Linked DNA regions of Homo sapiens: region 1 is linked to region 2. A link is a contact called in ENCODE Hi-C or POLR2A ChIA-PET data. All regions are on one chromosome and are shown on one strand. Each heading gives the region's core, a stretch centred on a gene start or an enhancer-like site at or near the end of the contact. The rest is flanking DNA. Distances are from core to core; before and after follow the strand shown.

The links. A loop is a pair of places that touch in the nucleus more often than their neighbours do. ChIA-PET counts read pairs that join two places held with the same protein, here RNA polymerase II (POLR2A). Pooled maps may share reads with other maps.
Region 1: a loop to region 2 is called in a pooled map, with 2.1 times the contacts of the local background. The contact joins the enhancer-like site here to the promoter of LINC01625 in region 2. A Hi-C loop is called at or near these places in 1 of 168 maps with a recorded cell type or tissue (CD4-positive, alpha-beta memory T cell) and 1 of 50 pooled maps. POLR2A ChIA-PET finds 5 or more read pairs at or near these places in 2 of 52 experiments (CD4-positive, alpha-beta memory T cell and OCI-LY7).

The regions. Positions count from the first base shown.
Region 1 is chr6:139,538,185-139,541,941 of GRCh38, forward strand. No RefSeq gene overlaps it. Among named protein-coding and RNA genes, the nearest start is that of LINC01625, 65 kb to the left of the region's middle. Within about 2 kb of position 1,732, at least 22 of the 41 ENCODE cell types and tissues checked have a DNase peak (open chromatin) inside an H3K27ac peak, as active enhancers do.
Region 2 is chr6:139,471,725-139,475,932 of GRCh38, forward strand. LINC01625 (long intergenic non-protein coding RNA 1625) reads right to left here and starts at 2,872. Exons shown (of 4, transcript NR_033919.1): 1 at 2,842-2,872; 2 at 1,208-1,331; 3 at 803-871. RefSeq lists an enhancer at 1,261-1,761.

The DNA.
Region 1 (3,757 bases), core at 482-2,981, 65 kb after region 2:
CTGAGACAGGAGAATTGTTTGAACTTGGGAGGCGGAGGTGGCAGTCAGCAGAGATCGGGCCACTGCACTGCAGCCTGGGCAACAGAGCAAGACTGTCTCAAAAAAACAAACAAACAAAAAACCTGGTTCTAGTAAAGGCTCTCCCACTTACTAACTTATTCACCTTGCGTAAATCACTTAACTTCCCTCAGCCTTGGTGTCTTTCAGCTGTCAATTGGCAATTGTCACACTCTTTGTGGTATCTATGTCTCAGAAGCTTCAGAATCAAGCAATCTAATCCCTGTCGAGAGCCTGAAAACCTTATAGTTCTCACTATTGGGTACTGTTTATGTTGACATTTTTTCTTCACAGGAGGTTCACAACACATCCGTTGAAATGCTGGGATTGTGACTGACTCAGTTAGGCAGGAAGAACAAGTCCTCGTGTCAATGAGTGGAAGGATGACACATTTGCTGGAAAATACAGTGTGTTGTCGTATTCACACTAACACCACTGAGAAGTTGATCCTGTTATTATTATTCGCAGCGACATTTCCTGGCTTAGACCTAGCGTACTGGGTAATGCCCATATGTTCAGAACAGTCAATACTGCAACGGCGAAAGGGAAAGGCTCGGGGGGTGGTGGACTACTGGAAGGGTAAATGGGAGAGACAGGTTATACTTTTATCAAGATTTTCTTTCTTTCTTTTTTTTTTTTTTAAAGAGCATTAGCTGTTACATTGTTATGATTACATCTGTGGGACAGGAGACATGGACCGGAGTTAAAAAGCAATAAAGCATATAGGCTATCACTGTCTCTAACACAGTGACTCTTGGCAAAATAGGTAGCTTCTCTAAATTTTTCTCATTAATTAAACGGAAATGGGAATGGTAACTACCTCCATTGGGTTGCTGTGAGTATTAAATGAGATAACATGCAAAGTAACTAGCACATGATGATACTATGTGCATGTGCATGGCTAGCGCACACAAGTGTGGGTGCACTTGAATATTACCCAGTTTCTGGTTCACTGAGGAGCCACCCATTCCACCAATCATTTGCTGATCCTATATAAACATAATGCTATGCTGCAAGGCAGTGAGCTCCCAAGTTGCTTAGAATCTAGATAGGAAGTAACGCCAGGCACTGTGTCTTACACTTATAATCCCAGCACTTTGGGAGGCCGAGGCAGGTGGATTAACTGAGGTTAGGAGTTTGAGACCAGCCTGGCCAACATGGAGAAACCCCATCTCTAGTAAAAATATAAAAATTACCCGGGCGTGGTGGTGGGCACCTGTAGTCACAGCTGCTTGAGAGACTGAGGCAGGAGAATGGCTTGAACCCAGGAGGCGGAGCTTGCAGTGAGCTGAGATCGCACCACTGCACTCCAGCCTGGGCGACAGAGCGAGACTCTGTCTCAGAAAAAAAAAAAAAAAAAGAAAGGAAAAAAAAAAGAAAATGAAGAAGACAAGGACACAGAAAACAAGGAACAATACAGAAGGAAAGTAAATAAATTAAGATGCTAAGTACAGACCATTACTGATTATAAGTGCTGAGAAAAGTATTAGTCACTTGAGACCTGAAAAACTCACAGAAGTGCTTCACAGGCAGCATATCATGGAGAATGACTATGTTTTAAATTAGGGAAAAAATTCCAGGTGTAGAGCAAGAAGAGCAAAGCCATGCTGAGGAAGGAGAAGAAATCCTGGCTAGCCGGAATGCCCAGCCAATGGGAACTGGCCGGATTGCAAGGCAAGATCGGGCATCCCTTCCAGGGACGCCGTCATTGGCTCGAACACCGATAGGGTCTGCTCAGTCATTGCTCAGGAATTCTTGCTTCTAAAGGGAGCAGCTGCAATGAGCAATGCCTGGGAACACATTATTAACTCGCAATACACAGTGTGGCCCGCTCTTCCTTTCTGTAAACAGTTACTTGGTGATCAACAACGTCTACTGAGTGGTTTTGGTTTGCTAGGCATTAAGAAAGGTTATGAAGCAAGTTGAGACCATGCAAGATACCTGGCCAGAAGATCATTCTCAGTATGAACGTAGGATAAAACACACAGGTCACGAGAATAAATGTTTACAGAATAGGAGAGCTACACGTTTTAAGAAAGAACATACAAACCAGCATAATATAAATAGAAGCTGGGGTGACATGCCCCATTTGTTGACAAGGGTGGGGTAGTTGTGAGGTTGGTGTGTGTGCAAAGCAACATTGGGAAAAGCTGAAATCACGATTTGACTCTGCTTCCCCTGATGCAACAGAGGCCTACTCAGCCTTGGGGGAGCAGGCGACTCGCCACAGTATTTCCTGTTTGCTTGTCACGTTGCCCATTGTATTTGATCTTGCTCCAGCAAAGCGGTGGTGATGTGTTCAATCATTATTTCTTAATCCTCTCCATCTTCTCTCTCATTTTCTTTCTTATTCATTGATCATGTGTCTCCACTCATTCCACCTCAGCCTGATGCTTGGTGGAAGTTGAACAACTTCCTCCCTCAGTTGCTGACAATTCTTTCTCATCCTGCAATATTTTTAGAATGTTCTGGGATTGTGGGGATCCTTGGATGCATTCAGCTTCTTGCTAAGTGTTGGGGCAAGCAAAACTCTGGCAGGTGAGTTGACTGCGTCTGTAATTTAGAATGAGAGTGAGAGAAAATATAAATGTGGGTACTAAAAAATGGTGTTAGTCTTGGAAAACGAGGTTCAATCATAGCTCTCTAAGGTTTGTATATGCTCATAAACACAACTGATAGAAGCAAAGAACAACCACTTCCAGTCAGACACCTGCCAAGTCTTTGGGAAGTTGAGGCAGAAAAGATGATGGAATGGCTAGGAGGGGCTCTCCCATCAGCTTGATCTCCTGGGAGCAGTGACTGGTTCTTTTTCCTCTCTGCTGGATGCATTGTAAATGCTCACTTAGAGCCTTGCATGCATGAATAAATGAACAAACTCTAAAACGTTTCCATGGCTAAGAAGTAACTTTGAGCCAAGCCATAGTCTTCTGAGGCTTAACTTCTAGGTTTAGCAGAAAATCACTGTGGCTCTGAATTGTTCCTGGACTGACTGCAAGTTTTGGTCATTTGGTGTTTCCTTTGGAATAAAACCACTATGTGAGGCCTGAGATCAAGCGCCTGTGCAGCTTTTCCTGGAGAAATACTGTTGGTGGTTGCAGGGTCTTTTTGTTTCTAGAGTTTTATTTTCTGAGACCCCTTGCCATTAATATTAGTATAGCTGTAGAATTTCGACATTTAAATTTTATATATAAATTATAGCATTTAACATGTGAGTATTCAAAATCCACAACTATTTACTTTCTAAGTAAAATACACATTATTTTGCATAAGAATAAATAGCAAAAAGTATCACATAGAAGAAAATCCACATTGTAACTTTGTCATAATAATGTCCTTGGATCTATGATTCTTTTTAAGAAAAAAAGAAAGAACTATTTGTCGCATGGACTAGGGAAAAATGGGTGGGGGATACAGGCACCTTCTTTGACAAAAAAGGAATTATATTTTGTGTCATTCAACATTTTTCTCTCTCCTTTTTCTGCCAACCAAAGAACAAAACAAAACAAAAACTCAAAAAACAAAGAAATCACTGCAACAATAGCAGCAACAACAAAAATACTTAATAAGAGGATTTAGGTGGAATGCTATAAAAATTAGATCAGCAAATAAGATTATGGAATTTCATGTGGTTTCTATAATTCTAGGAAAGAGATGTTTTATGTGTTGCTACTAAAGGAAAGTGGGATATAGAAGAGAACAA
Region 2 (4,208 bases), core at 1,622-4,121:
CTCCCATCTCAGCCTCCAAAAGTGCTGGGATTACAGGTGTGACCCACTGCACCCAGCCCTTAGAATAAATTACTTGTTAAAATTTGGAGAGAGGCTGGGCGCGGTGGCTCACGCCTGTAATCCCAGCACTTTGGGAGGCCAAGGCAGGAGGATCATGAGGTCAGGAGATTGAGACCATCCTGGCTAACATGGTGAAACCCCATCTCTACTAAAAAATATAAAAATTAGCCAGGCGTGGTGGTGGGCACCTGTAGTCCCAGCTACTCGGGAGGCTGAGGCAGGAGAATGGCGTGAACCCAGGAGGCAGAGCTTGCAGTGAGCCAAGATCGTGCCACTGCACTCCAGCCTGGGTGACACAGCAAGACTCCACCATAAAAAAAAAAAATTTGGAGACAGATGTGATAATAATGTCAATAATCTTTATGTAATAGCATCCATAGTTTGCAAAACACTTTCATATACATTATCTCTTTTGATAATCTGTAAAGTCATGTAAGATCTTAGGAGGAAAAATGCTTTATATTTATATAAAAATATTAATAGTAACAGTGGTTTTAATTTTAGATAAATCATTTGTCATTTATAATTCTATGAAGAAAAATGCTATGAAAGACAATTATATATCTGACTTTTGTCACTCTATAATTTGGCCTATGCTCTCAGATGTAAGCAAAAATGCAAAACAACATTTGTACTCCTTACTCATATATACTACTTTCCACACTTTGCCTCTGTGAAAAATGCTACATTTCAAGTTCATGACTACAAGCGTTAATGCTGTGAATTGGAAATTACAACATACCTCATTGCATACTCCATTAACTGTTTCCACTTCTCCAACAATCGGAAGCCAGAAAGGCTTGATTTCTAGCTAAAAAGCAAAGCGAGATTGAGGGAAGTTCAGAGACGCCATGAAGGAACTGGTGACCAGAGTCCCTTGCTGCTTATGGAACCCACAAGAATAAAGATAGCCGCTTTTCGGAATTACGATTCTAATTCAGGATTTGTGGAGTTTACTCTAATTTGGTGCTGTTCTGGAAAAGGCTATGTCGAAAAGAATTTGTTTCTAGAGATTTTCAGGAAAGTAGCCAATTCAAACTGCTCAACCCTGTGAGATCATTCCTGGCTGGTAGCAAGAACTTTCTGTCATGTGGGGCTTGCTTGAGAGTGAAGAGTACCCGCATATCCACTGCTTCTGAATTCATACCTGTTGGGGCTTATATGCACACGTACACACCAGCATCTGGGTCTTCATACCCGCTTTTCACACTGATCGTGTGAACTGATTCACAAGCCTTCAAGTGTCCTAGTTAGACCAATTTAGTCCAGCTCTGAAAGAACAGATAGGTAAGATAGACTGTCACATTCCATCAAGTTAATTTCTAATTTCACAATTGAGGTTTTAATAGGACGTCTGGCCTATTAAGGTCTTTTACTCTGTTCAAGAGCAACCAAACACCGCTGCCAATTCTATCATTAAGATCAAGCTGCTGTTCAGCGACCCTCCCCTCGGCTGCCCTTCCGTCTTGGGGCCTTCCCAGCCTGCCTATGGTTAGGAGCCGTTTAAAAAGTTGCACTCATTCTAGTTACACCCTGCCACACCTCCAAGCCTGTGGATGATTTCGTCTGAGTTCCCAGCAGTCTTAAAGCTTTGCCAACAGCAGACGGAGGTATCACGCTGAGCTCTGTGGAGAGAAAGCTTTGCACTGTGCAAGTGACCCATTTGGCACCAGAGAGGGGGAGGGGAAGAGAAATCCTGATGGGCTCCAGGGACTCCTCATCCATCTACTTCTCCCCGGGATCCTCTCCTGGAGGGCTCTTGCAAACACAGTTGCCCCGCCACGGTGGAGGATCATCAACAGAAACCCACGAAACAAGGCCATGCCCCGTGGCACTCTGAGTCAGTCCCGTAGCGTGATTTACCAGCTCTCTGAAAAAAGAAATCTGCTAGGACCTGGGCTGGAACCGTAAGATGTAAAGATGTCAAGTTGAAAAACCTAGGGTGGGCCCAAACCTCCAACTCCCCAGCCCCGATTCCCACCCTGGGAAAATCATTCCAGTGTAAACATTTCTTTTTACATTTAGTATATCTGTGCAAGAAAAACTACTTTATTACTCAACATTAATAACATTCACTTTGAACCTTAATTCTGAAAACCACAGAATTTTTTAAATGCTGTAAATAGCTGACACGGGTGTTCTTCCCTTGCTTTCAAAGGAATTGTTTTTGTAATTACTGAGCAGGGTGAAGCTGAATTTCCCCTGCAGTAAACAGGAGAGTGTGTAATGAGATATCTTAACTAAAAACATTAATCATATTCAGATTAATTAATAATAGAAAACTTTCAGGACATTCTTAATGCTTTAAAAACAAAAAAGCTTTTATTTTTTGAAGTTGTTAGGTCTCCATTCTAGTTCTGAGTACAAATAAATGCCTGACATATGGTCTAAGCCAAATTCCAAAATGTAGCAAAAACAGTGCCTGCATATTTGGCAGGAATTTAAACCAGTTCAGGTCAGTGTCTCTTTCTGCCCAAAGAAGAGTTTCTGCATTTGCACTGAGCTAGGAAAATAACACAGGAAAACATGGGGAACAACACGGAATATTGTAAGCTCCAGTACCCGGCTGGCCAAAGAATAATGTTTGGGGCAACTCTGAAATTACCGCCCAGGCTGCAGTTTGGGTTTGCATAACGTCTTGGAGGACTGTGAGCAAGACAGAAAGTACCGATTGCATTGTTGTAAGGAAATTGCCTTCCCCCTTCTAAAGCTCTCACCTTGCAAATCACCCCCTCTTAGCAAAAGCACATCTTACTTGTTAACTCTTCCCCTGCTACTAACCTTTTCAATCATCCCCCTTCATCATTGCAGAATGGCCTTTGGAACAAAGCAGCATTTTAAAGCCTTTCCCACTAAAAGTTTGCCCCTCCCCCCCTTTAAAGAGGCAGTGTGGGGGTAATTTTCTTTCTTCCTTTCTTTTTTTGTGTTTTTTTTTTGTTTTTTTTTGTTGTTGTTTTTTAAATTTGTTTTTCTGCAGTGTACTCTTGTGAGGTTGTCATTGTTTGGGGGTTGATGGATATTTCTTCAGAGATACCATCATATCGCTTGTTATTGTAACACTTATTGGTGATAAAGTTCAGACTAAAAATTAAGCAGCTGCAATGTAGCAGCACAAATTAGTTTAATGTAAGCAGTCAGGAGCAGCTGGCTGGCTCAGGACTTGAATTTAGCTGTGGGGGGAAGGGTTCTGTGACGCTGATGTGTTTTTTTCCTCTACATAAACATTTTTGGCTGTTGCAGCTTTTGTGCTGATCATGTGACAGTGTCCCTAGGCAGATAATTTATTTCTGTGGCTTTCATGAGCAATCATTAACCTTCAGACACCCAGTTTGCTTTTGCTTTGTGGCATTTATTATTATTATTTTATTATTATTATTATTATTTTTCGTATACTAACTAGTTTAATTCAGAAAGTGTCAGGAGAAAATTACAACCAATTTACGATAGACTGCAATGCATAATACTTATGTTTCCATTAAAGCAGACCTTGCTTATAAGACCATTCTCATAGCTTTGAGGGTGTTTGTGAATCAGGATAATTATTTTCAGTGTGTCTGTCGTTAGGATGCTCCTTTAGTATCCTCTTCTGATTGCCAGGCCTCTGCAAGCTGGCCTTGGAGAAACTCAATTTGGAGATCAACCTTTGGCAGTCTTCGTCTACTCGCTAGGAGGCTGGAACCCCAGAGGGGTTAGAAATTGGGCTTCTGGAGACAGGCACTACTTCGGTCCCTTCTTCCTTCAACAACTGACACGCCAGCCTTCAGTAAACAGTGTGGCCATTTGTAGTGAATAACTGGAGCTGGAATATATTGGGGTTGAAAAACAAAGGAAATTAGAAACAGTGTCCTGCATAAATCAGAAGGGGGTGGGGGACAGAAAAGTATCATTTCTGACATCTACTAATCATGCTGACCTGTTTTCTGAATTTATCTGTTTTGTCCTTCTCAGATCTGTTTGTGTTGCTCAGCCATTTCTGCCAACCAGTAATTCAGGAGTGAAATGCACAGGGTCACTCTTTGGTGTCTATCATACATGATATCTTCAGACACTTTCAGAATGCCGATTATCTCGTGGGTATTGTGTGGGCCCTGTTAGATATTCATTTATTCATTCTCTCATGGTGCAGGGTTGGTAGGGGGAGCACTCGG